Linked DNA regions of Mus musculus: region 2 is linked to region 1. Evidence: chromatin contacts called from ENCODE Hi-C or POLR2A ChIA-PET data. All regions are on one chromosome and are shown on one strand. Each heading gives the region's core, a stretch centred on a gene start or an enhancer-like site at or near the end of the contact. The rest is flanking DNA. Distances are from core to core; before and after follow the strand shown. Region 1 holds the start of Kng1 (kininogen 1). Region 2 has its middle 12 kb from the start of Rtp1.

Region 1 (7,607 bases), core at 1,942-4,441:
TTTGTTTTGCTTCCTTTAGATTTACTTGTTCTTTTTTTTTTTTTTTTTAAGATTTATTTATTTATTTATTATATGTAAGTACACTGTAGCTGTCTTCAGACACACCAGAAGAGGGAGTCAGATCTCGTTATGGATGGTTGTGAGCCACCATGTGGTTGCCAGGATTTGAACTCAGGACCTTCAGAAGAGCAGTCGGGTGCTCTTACCTGTTGAGCCATCTCACCAGCCCAGATTTACTTGTTCTAATGCATGTGAGTCTGTACACTGCATGTGTGCCTGGTGCCTGCAGAATCCGGAGGACAGCGGCAGAAGCAATGGAACTAGAGTTACAGAGGTTCTAAGTGTCCATGTGGCTGTTAGAAACCCAACCCAAGTTTCTGAAGAGCAGCAAGCGCTCTTAACCACTCAGCAATCTTTCCAGCCCATTAACCACTTGTGAGACGTGAGAATGAATATTAATGTGACCTAGTGACTGTTTCCACAGACCACTGATCTTCATGGGTCTGGGCAGAGGGAGAGTAAGGTTTCTAAACTTGAGCCCTGATGTGGAGCTCTGTGGCTGCTTCTCTGTCACCCAGCTGGATGCCCTGCCTCAGGACCAACAGGAGGAGCTTCAAATTTGATTTCCCCCTCAGTTTCAGTGGGTGTCTGCTCTTTACATAAACTTCAGCTTAATCTCTTAGAACCTCCCACTTCCACACTGCTGGCTGTGAGTTGTTCCTTCTGCCCGGGTGCCTCTCACTGCCTCAGTTTACCTACCTTGTGGAAACAGCACCACAGGTACTTGACACATTTTGTCACCGTGAAAGATGACGAGTGTCTGAGGTGGCAGGGGGCCCTGCTGTAAACAAGCGCCTGGGAACCAAGTGGTCAGGAGTGCCCCCACACTAGTACAAGTTTCCCACTGATCTGTCATTTACCAGTCTCCTGGACATTTCAGAGCACCCTGGGGGTTGCATGGGGCAGGCTGGGGCTTTCCTATAAAGAGCACACTCACGGCTTCCTCAGCGTCCTTGAAGTCACAGTCCTGCCATGCGAGGCCACTCTGAGCAGAGCAGTTGCCCTCCTTGATTAGATACTTGAAGGAGTAAAAGGTTGGAGAGCCATCCTGAGGAAAGCAAGGGTGAGACCTGGAGTCACTTAGGGGACCCTGACACATTACAAACAGCAGTCCTGAGCAGATGCAGGGACAGCTGTGTTTATTGAAAATTAAATGTTGCCGGGCGGTGGTGGTGCACGCCTTTGAATCCCAGCACTTGGGAGGCAGAGGCAGGCGGATTTCTGAGTTCGAGGCCAGCCTGGTCTACAGAGTGAGCTCCAGGACTTCCAGGGCTACACAGAGAAACCCTGTCTCGAAAAACCAAAATAAATAAATAAAATAAAAATAAAAAATAATAAATGTTTACGTGTGTATAAATACTCCTTGGAATTATGTTCATAATATGCTTATACTCTTAGTGATTTCAAAGCAGTATCCATAGTATTATCCCTGCCCTCTTTTATGTAAACCCTGGTTTACATGTATGTACATATATGAGTTCAACATCTCTGGGTAAACCTGGGCATGGGGTGAAGCCAGGAATCCCAGTAGCACGCTTGGTGGATTGAGACAGGAAGACCTTGAGTTCAAGGCCAGGAGAGCTACATGGACCTTGTACAAGGAAACTCCCATGGGCCCCATGTGTCAGCAGTGGAGACACGAGGGGATATGGCTCTGAGAGGAGGAAGCAGACTGCAGGCTGTGCTGCAGAGAGAAATAAAGGCTTCCCTTCACCTTCTGAATCACACACGCCTGTGTCCCTCAGGGCTTTCTGTTTATCCTCATGGCGTCAAAGGATTGGGATTTTTTCATGCTGAAATAATGTGACCAATCCAAAGAAAGTCTTTTACATGAAATTTGTTTATTCAAAGATTTTTAAATGTAAATTCTTAATTTTTATCTTAAGAGTGTGAGTGTATGCCCAAATGTATGTATGTATACTATGTGTGCCTGGTGCCCAGGATGGCCAGAAGACACACTGTAGTCCCTGGAACTGGAGTTAGAGATGGTTGTGACTACCATAAGTGCTGGGAGCTGATCCCAGCCCCCTGCTCACATGAGTAGCCAGTACTCTGAACCACTGAGCCATCTCTCTAGTCTGTAAACTTAATTTTAAAAAATCTTAAAGAAAGTTTTTCTCTAATTTATGCACCCTGCTTTCATTCCTTTCCTACCTGCGTGCACTGACAAAGCAGTAAGAATATAGAGAAAACCTGCCAAAGTGTGCTCCGGATGGAGTGTAGGTGGCAGAGTCCTGAGGTTGATTCCCCAGTATCACAGAAACCTGGCATGGGGGCACAAGCCTGTATGTGTAGCACCAGGGAGATGAAGGCAGGAGGATCAAAAGTTTAAGATCATTGTCAGCTACACAGCAAGTTTGTTGTTAATCTAAAGCTAAATGACACCATGGCTCCACCTCCCTGCCCCCCAAACTAAAGAAAGCTAGTGGAAACATTACTATTAAGCTCAATGAATCAGCCACACACAGGCAGTGCTAGATACTTGGTCCAAGGCAATAATGTCAGCTCTCTTCTTACTCCCTGTATTCATCCCAGGAGGGAACTCTCCCTTAAGTCTGGAAAATGGCTAAGTTCACAGATGCAGTGGATTCCCCTACTGCAAGCTGACTGCATTGCTGGATTCCCCACTATGCCTGTCCCTTTTGAACATCTCCATCTTTTGTGGTTTCTTTCTTCCTGGGATACTGCTTTCATGATCGCCCAGGAAGACTAAGGACGGGCCATCTCCAACCTCTACCCCTGTGCCTGAGAGCACCAATTACAAGTGGTTTCACAGGAAAGCTGTTACTCACCGTTTTAGTGCCCTCGATCACTCGGTGCAACATATACTGGTTGCCACTTTTTACCCCAGGGTTAAACTGCTTCAGAGAGAAATCCACAGCCTGAAATACAGCCTCATCATTGCAGTCAATTTCCTGCGCTTCTTCTCCCTGTGTTAAAGTCAGCAGGAGTCCGGAGCAGAGGAGCAGTGTAGTAATGAGCTTCATGATTTAAGGGTCCCTCTAGAACTGAGGGACTGTTTTGCCAAGAATGGGAAACCAACTCAGAAGCTGATTTTGGCAGCCTCTGGGCTCTGATCTCTCCTGCCTCAGCTCTCTCTGCCTCACCACTTAGGCCCCTATTTAGATTCCTGAGGTCACGCCCCTTGTGTGCCCTCTTCCCAGAGAACAAACAGGACTCTGCTCAATGTCCAACCAGGTATGGAGCTGGAGAATTGCAACATGGGATTGTTGACCTGTTTGTCTGCCTTTGTAAAGAATGTGGGAGTGCAAAGCCCATTTCTAAAACATTGCTCAACTCTCCACAGTGAATTAAAGCAGAAACCAGTAAAAGGAGCTAAAACCAACAACCATTTCCAGTATCCTCTTGCTACTCTTGGCCCAGTTACAAAGGGCTCTGCATAAATATACATTGAAGACAATGTAGAAATACCTCCTACACAATATTGCTTGTGGCATGTCAGAGTGTACAGACACAAGGTTTTGTCAGCTCTGGTGTGTTCTTGAAAAGCACATGTGCAGGACCATCAGTCACATGCTGGGAGCTCCACCCAGGACACTAGCAAATCTGACAAATCATGGGCATCCTGTCTGGCCTCTGGCCATGCCAACCTCTCTGCTGGGTTCTATTGGTCTATGTGAAGAAGGGGTGGGGCCAGCAGATTCTCACCTGATTCAAGTGCTTGCCTCACAAGCCTCAGGCTGGCAAGCAGAGTTTGAAGCCAGGAGTTCACAGAACACCTCTGGATGGTGACACACAATTGTAACCCTGGTATTCCTACTTTAATCCAGAAGGGGAAGGCCAGAGGATCACCAGGAAGTTTAGGTACCCTGGAGTTTGTAAGCAAGAAAAGCAAAGAGACCTGTCTTACCAAGGTGTCCGGGGAGGCATCCACTCCTGAGAGCTCTCTGACATCCACATGTGGGCTGTGGCTTTTGTGTGCCTGCATACACACATTCTCATCCTTTCTCTGTCTCTCTCACAAATACAGAATAATACTGATAATAATAATTTAAAAAAGGAATAAAAGAAAAGAAAGGAAAGACAGATGGAAGGAAATTAGGAAATAAGAAAAAGAAGAAATAAAAGTAATAAAGAAATCTCAAAAGTTGGCTTCTGTGTGGTTGATGGGAATTTCTAGTGTGAGCTGGAGTCTGCCTGAGAGGCCCGGAGGCCTGGAGCCAGGTGCTGTCACCGTGTGCTGAATGGGAACTTTATAGAAGTGCAGCAGGAACAGGCACTGGGCCAGAGGTCCTAAGGAATGCCAATGTAGCTCTACCCATGACCTTCTATGTGACTCGGTCTGTACAGGTGTGTGCACATATGCCAGTGTGCATGAGTTTCATGCTTGGCTGAGTGTGTGCCTCAGTCTCCGTGTATGTGTTCTTCTGTGTGTCCGGATGTGAACAAGTGTAGGTTTGTATCTCTGCCCATGTGTGTATGAGTCAGAGTCAGAGAACCTTCGCATCAGGGTTTCTTCCCCTGAACGATGTGGAAATCATAATACCTCAATGGGATTGTTTTAGGGTTTTCACAGAAATCCTTTAATTTTGAGCAAGTTTCAGAAGTGAAACCTGAGACACTTAAGCTTTCACGTAACCAAAACAGCCTAATACCACGAGTCACAGAAGCAAAGACAAGAGAAGACAGGGGTTGAAGAGAAAACAAGGCAGAGTGAAAGGCTTTGACTTTAGTTTCCCCAAAGTGGCATGTTGTAGTCAAGAATTTCTACAGTTAGGAAGTTTATATAAGTCACAAGCATTGCAATTTTTGTAAAAGTCAGACTGTAAAAGTGTTCTGTTCAGAACAAAAGGTATGCCCAAGTGACTATTTCTATTCCTATAAGCCCACCAAATGTCCTGAATATTAATAACAAGAAGACAAACTTGCGAGGTAGTGATGGCACACACCTTTAATTCCAGCACTTGAATGCAGATGTTAGCAGACCTCTGAGTTCAAGGTCCTGTTGGTCTACAGAGTGAGTTCCAGGAAAGCCAGGGCCACACAGATAAACCCTGATTCAATGAACAAAACAAAACAAAAGAACCTGAATTCTGCAGCAGGCTGATGAAAGAGTCCAGAGTGCTCTAATATCATCAAGCTTGTAACCTGTTCTCTAAAAGCAGCAATGGCAGAGAGATCTGTGTAGGAAGTCAAGTTGTCCTGTTTAACAGGTTATCTACTTTCTAGATATGCAAAATTAATCAGACATTTGTAAAAGATTACACAAAGCTACTGCATTTATAAAAATCACAAAAGTGAGCGTGGTGTGGTGGCGCATGCCTTTAATCCCAGCACTTGGGAAGTAGAGGCAGGCAGATTTCTAAGTTCAAGGCCAGCCTAGTCTACAAAGTGAGTTCCAGGACAGCCAGGGCTATTCAGAGAAACCCTGTTTCAAAAAGCCAAAAACCAAACCAAACCAAAACCCAAAGAAAAACAAAAACAAAAACAAAAATCACAAAAGTGGATACAGTAGTTAGTCACTTGCACAGGCATCCACACCTTCAACAACGACTGCAGATCCAAAGAAGAGCAGGTGCTTCTAGGAGAGCTGGCAAGTGCTGTAGCCACACAAGTCACCCCAGAACAGGCTAACAGGGCAGGTGCTCTGGCTAAGGCTGGAACAGTAGGTTTCAAGCTGTCAAGTCCAGGCACATTTTCAAACCCCTTGCATCCATTCACTTGTATCTGAATTATGTGACTCGTCTTCCAACTTGTGGCCAAAATCTCCTGGTTTATAAAATCCAAAAGGAAAACACAGAGGCAATCAATACTACAGAGGTCTTATGAAATAAGACCAGCCTACAAAGCTGTAATTAGGAGGAAACAAGGAATGCCAGAGCATTAAAGCCAGAAACCTTGCTTGCTACTTTGCTACTTACCTCAGCTAGACTAGTGTTCAATTATTGTGACATTAATTTCTTATATCACTGTTAAATGTCCTCTCTATCAGTGCATGTGAAACTGACTAAAATTTTCTCATGGGTATGTTCCCTTACAGCAAGAGCACACACCTACCACTTCAATATGGCATATTTTTTTCTTTCATACAGTTTCTCACAAGTCACGCCAGGACATCTCTTACCTTCCAATCATATCAGAGATAGAACTTCTCTAAGTAAATTCTACTTTGTGTAATTCAGTGTTTCCTGAGAGTGTTGATTTGTAAATTCTTTAGAATATCAATCAATCAAACAAGCAATATTCACGGTATATCCAACATTTGTGGTTGATACTCATTTTATAAGGCTACTTTCAACCTATTTGCTGGTTTGAGCAAGGTTATCAAAACACACATGCATACACATGTGCATTACTCTTGGGTTAGGAGCACGGAAGGTACATAGTTTAAGACCACCACTATGCATCCAGGCAATGGTAGCACATGCCTTTAATTCCAACACTCTGGAAGCAGAGACAGGTGGATCTCTGAGTTCAAGGGCAGCCTGGTATACCAAGTGACTTCCAGGACAGCCAGGATTACACAGAGAAACCCTGTCTCAAAAAGCAGAACAAAACAAAGCAAACCAAAATAAAACATTAGTTATGAAAAGCTGATTACGTGGGAAATCCAAGGTAAGGTTGATAGCAGCATTCTTCTTAAGACCAGAGATCAATCAAACATGCTGAGTACACAGTAAGACAGCAGTCTTAGGGCTTATGTGTATTCTTAACTCTGTCCGTGAGGCCCAGCAATAGTTCCAGGTTCTCAGATGTACAGATGTCTTTGAGATAAATTGAATCATAGTTAAGTTTCCAGGGTGAGAGGAAGTGGGGAGAGGAAGAGCTGGTAGATGGAAAACAAGGAAGTTAGTAAGCACTGTCGTGAAGGACTTGGATCACCATGGCCATTTCCAGTGAAAACTCACACCCAGGACAGCCAGGGGCAAACAAGGCAGCTTTGGAGAAGGCTAACCAGAGTGATCCTCTGAGTTGTTTGGGTTTTGAAGAGTCAAAGCACGTGACTGATTAAGCTTCCTATGTCTGATTTTGGCAGCCTGTTTATCACACCCATTCTCACCTCTCCCTGGAATACATTTAGAGTATGTCTCAGTTTCTCACTAAGTCTGTCCAGGTGACTGGATTTTAGCCAATAAAATGTACACCACTACCAGACAAATTACGTACCCCAAAACCAGAAGATGGTTTTCAGGATCATGAAAACCACCTTCATGATCCTCCAGTCTTTCCTTAACATAAGCTGTACACAAAGGGACCAGAAAAAAAAAAGTGTTAAGGGGGCAATGTTTCAGGCAGGGAAAATCAGGATTTGAGATCCTGAATCACCTTGTGGATGGATGTCTTAGTCAAGGCTTCTATTCCTGGACAAAACTTCATGATGAAGAAGCAAGTGGGGAGGAAAGGGTTTATTTAGTTTACACTTCCACATTGCTGTTCAGCATCAAAGGAAGTCAGGCCTGGAACTCAAGTAGGTCAGAAAGCAGGAGCTGATGCAGAGGCCATGGAGGGATGTTCCTTACTGGCTTGCTTCCCCTGGCTTGCTCAGCTTGCTTTCTTATAGAACCCAAGACTACCAGCCCAGGGAT
Region 2 (7,607 bases), core at 3,331-5,830, 360 kb before region 1:
CTGCTACAAAATGGGAACCAGATATTCGAACAAATGAGCCTCTGGGAACCATTCTCATTCAACCCACCGAACTGATGTCTTCCCTTGCCTGGGAGAAGACCTGAAATCCTGTGTGCATGCCTTTGTTCACTGACCTGCTTCCCTCCACACTTACTCCAGGCTTACTCTCCTGCATTGGGGTGGCATGGGAGAGTACCTGTGTTTTCTATAATGCTGTTTTCTGCACTGCACTATTTATAAAGAATTCTAATACTTACTGAGCACTGTCTATATGCCTAGCAATCACTCTTCTAGGTTTATATTCTCTCCACGTCCTATGAAGTTGACTTTTAGTTTTCTTCCACTTGTCTTTCCTCCTTTCACGAGTCTTCATTATGTCTTGAAATGGGCTGGTGGGAGGGATTTGAACCTGGGGCATTCTGATAGTAGTGCCCACTTTATTAACCACTGGGACGTGTACTGTCAGGGTTAACTCTCCTCTTCCCCAAGAAAAGGTAAACATACTAAGGACAGGTTCCATATCAGCTTACCTGCTGGTGGCATCTCAGTATACAAAAGAAGCTGGCACGGAATGAGTGCGTTACAAATCTGTCCCCTGAGAATCTGCTTTCTGTCTTCTGGGTCACTGCTGTCTTTGTTACACTTGCCAGATATGAGCCAGTTATGACAGTAACAAAAATTCACATATATAGTACTAGGATCACGTGGTTTCAGTACTCTTGAATATGAACCCATGGTAATTTGAAGAGGCCATAAAGGGACCTGGCAGACCCAAAGAAACACAACTACACTCTTTCCTTCAGACATCCCCCCATCAGATCACAAAATGGTGTCACATGTTCACAACTCCCCTCACGAGAAAAGCAGAGAAAGACATCTGCAAACACTCTGCACATGCTGAAGAGTCAGCTTCTTGGAGACAGACTGTCAAGGGTTGGAATATCTCTTTGCTCTGAGGTAGTAGGCGGTGAAGTGTCCCTTGGGTGCTAATATTTGTAGACACTTCGTAGATTGCTGAGCTAAGTATCTCAGGAAGCAGATGGGAAACCCACTGACAGTCTATCATTATTTCCGATCTTGTCCTGGTATGTGCTCTTCCTGTTTCACACCTGTCACAGAACAGGAAGGCTGTGGAATCTGCCGGTCTGTGTTTAAGTCTTGGCTTTACCTTTGACTGGCTGTATGACAGCCGGCTAACTTGATCTCTGTGCTGGTTAGTTATTTATTAACATGAGTCAAGTCATCTGAGACAACTGAGAAAATGCCTTCATCAGACTGGCCCGTAAGCAAGTCTGTGGGCATTTTCTTCATTGATGACTAGCGTTGGAGGGCTCATTCCTCTGTGGGCAGTTTCATCCCTTGGGACGTAGTCCTGGGTTATATAAATATGCCGGTCACACAAGACATGGGATAGAGACTGTAAATGTTCCTTGATGGCATCCGCTTTGGTTCCTGCCTTGAGTTCCTGCCCTGACTTCCCTCAGAATGAAATTAACCCTTTCCTAATTAAGCTGCTTTTGGCCATAGTGTTTATCACAGCACTAGAAACCAAACTAGAATAATCTCCCTACACTATGATTTCCTACCTATAAAACCAATAAATCAACCAGGTGGTGGTAGGGCCACCACTTGAATGCCAGCACACAGGAGACAGAGTCTGGTGGATCTCTGAGTTCAACGCCAGCCTGGTCTACAGAATGAGTTCCAGGACAGCTAAAGCCACACAGAAAAACCCCATCTCAGAGTGGGGTGAGCAGGAAGGGGTTCGGGGGAAGCAGCAGTCTCTTAATTTTCTTACAGGTATGTAAAACACAGTTCTTAAAACTGCCTTAACTATACACAGAACCATAGCTGACTTGCATGAGAAGTGTCACGTACTCGTGAGTTATTATTACATTTCTTCTGAGGGAGAGTGAGCTTTCATGATCTCTAGGTCAGCTGTGATCACAGTGAGTGAGCTCAGAAACCTTAGCTGTGTGCAGCTTCTGCCCCTTGTGACTTCACAAGCTGCCAGAGTTGTACACAGTCCTGCCTCCATTAAACTCTCAAAAGGAGTCACTCCATTTGCTTTGCCAGTTCAGCCATAGAATGACCTCAGGTTGGCCTTCTGGACTAGTCTGACTTACAGTCCTTCTTCGACACCATCACTGTAATAGGAACAATGAAAAACAAAATTTCCCCAGGGCCACAAGCTCAGAGAGAGAAAAAAGCTGAAGCCCAGGGGCCAGAGGAGCAGCACCGCATACCACTTTGATCGACTAGCCTCTAGCCACAGCTATTTGTACATATTCCCTGGCTTTAAAAATCACAATGCTGCTCCTGGGAAGATGGAGAGAAACTAAGAACTTTTCTCTCCCTACTTCTGGTCCACACAGTAAACACACCTGTTTCCCTCTACCTGTGTGCTGGCTTTCTTTTGGTCTAATGGCATGCTGAGGACTTAAGATTCCAGACTCTAGAAACTCTGTGACCGTAGAAGTAAAGGTGGTGTGTAGGCAGCCACTTTTACTGGGAAGGTGAAGGCAAGCTCCTCCAGACCCCACCACGCCTCTCCTGTGAGGAGCTGTCCGTGTCCCTGATAATTCACTGCGAATTGCCCCTCAGAGAGCCCCACAAGGCCAGTGGCTAACGGGAGCATACAGGAGCTATTCCTTGTGCCTAACTAGGGGTGACCCTGAAGTGTTCTCTCAATGCTTCCCACTGCTTGAGCTGAGGCTTAAATGCACCATACTGCACCTCAGCTCTTCGTAGCTATCCTGCCTCCCTCATCTCACAGGAGTTCCGCTCTCCAGAGCACTTCCCAGCAAGCTGGCATCCTCATCCCAGAGGCCGGTCCAGGGAACTCAACACTGACACGTTTAGACGGCACAGGGCACGCTGTCACTGTTCACACACCTGCTGCACCTTGCTCTCCTTAACAAGCTCCAACAGGTGAACACAGGGCCAAGGGGATGCTGATGTAAGATGTGAGCACAGATGCTGCAAGAGAGCCAGCCACAAGGACAGGCTTCACCCGGGAGGCCTGGGGACCAAAAAGGACCTACAGCGTCAGTCCCTGTGGCTTCTGCCATAGCACAGAATACAAAATGAGAGGAGTTCACTGTAAGCACACATGTCATCCATCTCTAACGAGGCTATGTGCCTCGAAAGGGGGAGCAGGGGAAACAGGGCAAATGAGACACATGGGGGAGGGGAAGGAAAGAGGTGTGTGTGTGTGTGTGTGTGTGTGTGTGTGTGTGTGTGTGTGTGTAAGGCAGCTCACTCAGATAGAGATGGGATCCCCTGCATCTTCCATTGCGCATTGGGATGACTGTGGGAAGGGGGTTCGGCTCTTCATGGTACAGAACCGAAGGAAAAACACAAGCCGGAGAGGCAGTAAAGAAATAATTGGTAGGATTATTGATGTCTCTCTCTCCCAGAGGAGCCGGGTGACATATGCTTCAGCCTCAACCCAGCATTTCCTACATGACAGCTGCCTCTAAGATCTATTTTCTTTCTCCAAAATTCCACCCAGCAACCCATTCCTTCCTGGCTCCCCTGGGCACTTTCTCTCAATAAAACCTATTAAGGCATACTCCTCCCTGCTCTCAATAAAACCTATTAACGCATTGTTGTTGTTTCCTGAGTGGCTCAATGGCCAATCTGTAATGCTCCTCCATCTTTCTAATTCTTTCTCCACCTGCTCCTGCTGGGATGAAGACTTGCAGGGTCATCACGAACCCAGCCCCCAGCCGCAGAGCTCACCACCTCGGAACTCTTAACTGTCTGCTAGACTTTTCATACATCTTGTTCCAGCCAAAACCTGACTTAGACTCCACCTCAGTCTCCTCTCACTAAGTGCTCTGTGTCCAGAGGGCAGGAAGAGTCAGGGAGGGGGCATGTCTGTGTCAATCACCTTCTTAGAGTATCACAATGGCTCTGCTGTGCTGTTTGACAGGTCGGAAGGGGTGTTGGCCAATAACAAGCCCCATCCACATTGCATTAATGGAGGGTTTCCCATTCAAGAATCCCAGTGCTGTAGCCATGGTGTGCTTTTGTGTGGTTTTGTGCATTTGATGGCTAGCCTGAGCCACTCGACAGCCATGTCTTAACAACGACAGCTGGCTTAGTGGCCTGAAGGATGGATCTGAGGCAAAGTCAACAGCTGTCCTCTCCGAAGAGCACAAGACAGGAAATGCAGTCCAGAACATGTACTTTGGAATGTGACAGGCAAAGCTAAACGCTTGCTAGGACTGTGACTTTTCAGAAGCCTGTGTCCTCAACCGACCTTTTCTAATGTGCCTCATTGGGGGGGAGGGGCGGGGAGGAGCAGGGCCTGAGAGGGTAAGAGTGATAGATATGTGGACAATTTACATGGACTTTTAGAAGCTGGAGTTGAAACCAGAGTGGCGCAAGCAGAAACAGGGGACATTATCTCGGGATAAACATCAGTGCAATAATATGGAGATTAAACTGTGTGGTGGTGAGCAGATATCAGTAGGGTTCCTACACTGAGGCTGATCAGAGGAAAGGCGCGCTGAGAGGCCGCAACCTTCCCAGGACGCTGCAAGCACAAGCGGCTCTTCCTGAAGCAGAGTTCCCATCACCCCTCGGGCCATGGGCGGGAGCGCTCAGAGCCAGGGCGTGGCTCCTCCCGCTACAGCAGCAATCTGAGTCCTATTTGATTCCCCAGGCTATTCTGGTCAATGTCTGCATTGCCTCCACTTAGATTCAAATTTCATTTTTCCATTGATGTGCTTTATTTCTTTTTTAGGAAGTTTGCCAATGATTGATGTAATTCTATTTGCCAGAGACCTGGAATCAAGCATGAGGATGTCAATGGACATCTGGTCTGGTTCAGTCTTGCCTTGTAGGTCTGCTTATAATTAAAGGACCTGTACCTCCTGTGTAAGAATGTGGATATCTTCAGTGAGCACAGACACTCAAACACGTGTTAATTTATTCATAACCTGCCTTCACGGACAGCCAGCTTAGATCTTAGTGCAGTACCCATGCACTCTTAAGTGTTTCCATTTGACGATCTGTTGCCCCATTGAAGATACAATCCACATAGCTCAATCTCTACGTGACACTTTACTTAACATCCAGACATAATGCAAGAGCCACCCAAAAAGTAATTTCAGAATAATCCATGTACATTTTTCCCCAAAGGGGACATAGATGGTGCAGATTCACAACTCACGTTGCTTCCATTTCTCTTTTCTTCCCAGATTTCTTCTCTCATGCATCCAGGAGAAGTTCACTTGCTGCCTCCACTACCACTATGCAACTCCTCTGCCTTCCAAGCCTCTAGTGTTCTTACCTTTTACCCTAGGTAGTTCTCTACCACAAAAGTATTCCATATCAATTTTGTTTTTAATTATGTATGTATGTCCATGTCTCTGTGTGGATATGCACACAAAAGTGCATATGCCTTCGGAAGCCAGACACATAAGATTCAGTGGAGCTATAGCCACAGGCATTTTTGAGCCACCAAGTGTGGGTGCTGGGAATGGAACTCCAATCCTCTAGAAGGGTGGTGCATGCCCTTAACCAGTCACCTCTTCAGTCCCACAGAATCTTCTTAACCTTTCTTTTCTAAAGATTTGTTTATTTTTGTATGGATACGTATTTTCTCTGCATATATATATATATATATATACAGGGTTTCTCTGTATAGCCCTGGCTGTCTTGGAACTTGCTCTGTAGACCAGGATGGCCTCAAACTCAGAGATCCTCCTGCCATTTCCTCCTGGGTTCTGGGATTAAAGGCGTGTGCCACAAACACCCGGCAAAAATTCAGCTTCTCTGTATCCTTAAAACTCAAAGAAATAAAACAAATGAAAGTTAATAGGTAAATTATATTGATTGAACCTAAAACATGAATTGACTACACTTCCATCTACCCTAAGGCTGATTGATTGTAGGAATAGGAACAGAACTGCCAAGAAATATTGAGCTATTTTCAGCAATAATGATAGTTATTAACACACTTTTTTTGGTTTTGGTTTTGGTTCTGGTTTTTTTGAGACAGGGTTCCTCTGTATAGCCCTGGCTGTCCTGGAACTCACTTTGTAGACCAGGCTGGTCTCAAATCCGCCTGCCTCTGCCTCCCCAGTGCTGGGATTAAAGGTGTGTGCCACCACGCCCAGCAATACACTTTTTGAGACAGGCTCTCCTATATAATCCAAGCAGTCCTGACATTTCTCATGTAGTCCAGGTTGGCCTCAACTAATAACCTTCTATCTCAGCCTCCAGACTGCTAAAATTACAGATAACCCTGGTTTTTTTTTTTCTGTCATGTGTGTGTGTGCACGTGTGCATGTGTGTGTACTTGTGTGTGTGATTATGTATATGTGTGTGCATGTATGTATGTGTATATATTTGTGTGCATGTATGTGTGTGTATATTATGTATCTGTGTGTGCTTCTGTGTATGTATGTATGCATATGTGCGTATATGTGTATGTGTGTTACATATATGTGTGTATGCTGGTATGTACTCATGTGTGTGTATGTGTGCATGTGTGTGTATGTGTGCACATGTGTGTATTGTGTGCCTGCATGTATGTATTCACATGTGTGTAGAAGTGTGTGGAAGCCAAAGGTCAATGCTGAGTATCTTCTATCCTAATCACTTAAGACAAAGTCTCTCAGTGACCCTGGAGCTCACCAGTTCAACTAGATTGGTCACTGGTAAGCTCTGTAAATCCCCCTGTTTCCCCACCCCCACCCCATCCTGAGGCCCCAGCACTGGTTCACAGATGCATGCCCCTATGCACAGCTTTTATGTGGGTACTGTGGATCCAAACTCAGGTCTTCATGCTTTCACAAAGCACTTTGCTGGCGGAAGCTTCTCCCCATTTCCGTTCTTATTGTTGTTAAAAGAAGAATAAGACGCAACATTAGACACTGTGTTACTGTCACCAGGGACCAAAATTTCCATGACAATAAAAACACAATGAGAAATTTATAAAATATATCATAAATTAAATTTTCATTGGAAATTTATTGTTATATTTTTTAAAAATTGTGATGCCAATGAAAATTATGAAGCCTCCTGGGTATCATGATACATGCCTGCAGTCCATCACTCTGGAGATACAGGCAGTAATGTGAGTCCAGTTTCAGCCTGGGCTCCATGTATGCCTGCAGTCCATCACTCTGGTGATACAGGCAGTAATGTGAGTCCAGTTTCAGCCTGGGCTCCATGTATGCCTGCAGTCCATCACTCTGGTGATACAGGCAGTAATGTGAGTCCAGTTTCAGCCTGGGCTTCATAATAAGACCAGTCTCAAAAAATTAAGTTTGTGTCTTTGTTCACTGAACAGACATTCAGGAAATCAATCCCTCCATCTCAGAAGCAATGAGCACAGTTAACATCATATCGTGATATCTATACCCAGTCTGCCCTGCCCCACATTCTTAGGTATGACATAGCATCCAACCCTCCATTTGTGTCCCCTAAATCATATTTCCCACTAAAAGCGATCAGAATTCCCTGCAATTCTGTATCTAATTGCTTTAGATCTAGGTCAATAAAGCATAAAGCAAGCCTGGAAAATATTACTGGACCAGCTATCAAAGATTCCTGGAGTCATGTTAAAATTTAAAAAGACAAGTGAAATT

Evidence for each region. A loop is a pair of places that touch in the nucleus more often than their neighbours do. ChIA-PET counts read pairs that join two places held with the same protein, here RNA polymerase II (POLR2A).
Region 2: a map of T-helper 2 cell shows a loop between it and region 1 (2.2-fold over the local background). The contact joins the enhancer-like site here to the promoter of Kng1 in region 1. A Hi-C loop is called at or near these places in 1 of 37 maps with a recorded cell type or tissue (T-helper 2 cell). POLR2A ChIA-PET finds 5 or more read pairs at or near these places in 1 of 5 experiments (embryonic stem cell).

What each region holds. Positions count from the first base shown.
Region 1 is chr16:23,053,884-23,061,490 of GRCm38, reverse strand. Kng1 (kininogen 1) reads right to left here and starts at 3,191. Exons shown (of 11, transcript NM_023125.3): 1 at 2,853-3,191; 2 at 998-1,108. The coding sequence starts at 3,047.
Region 2 is chr16:23,413,489-23,421,095 of GRCm38, reverse strand. No RefSeq gene overlaps it. Among named protein-coding and RNA genes, the nearest start is that of Rtp1, 12 kb to the left of the region's middle. Within about 2 kb of position 4,580, at least 2 of the 3 ENCODE cell types and tissues checked have a DNase peak (open chromatin) inside an H3K27ac peak, as active enhancers do.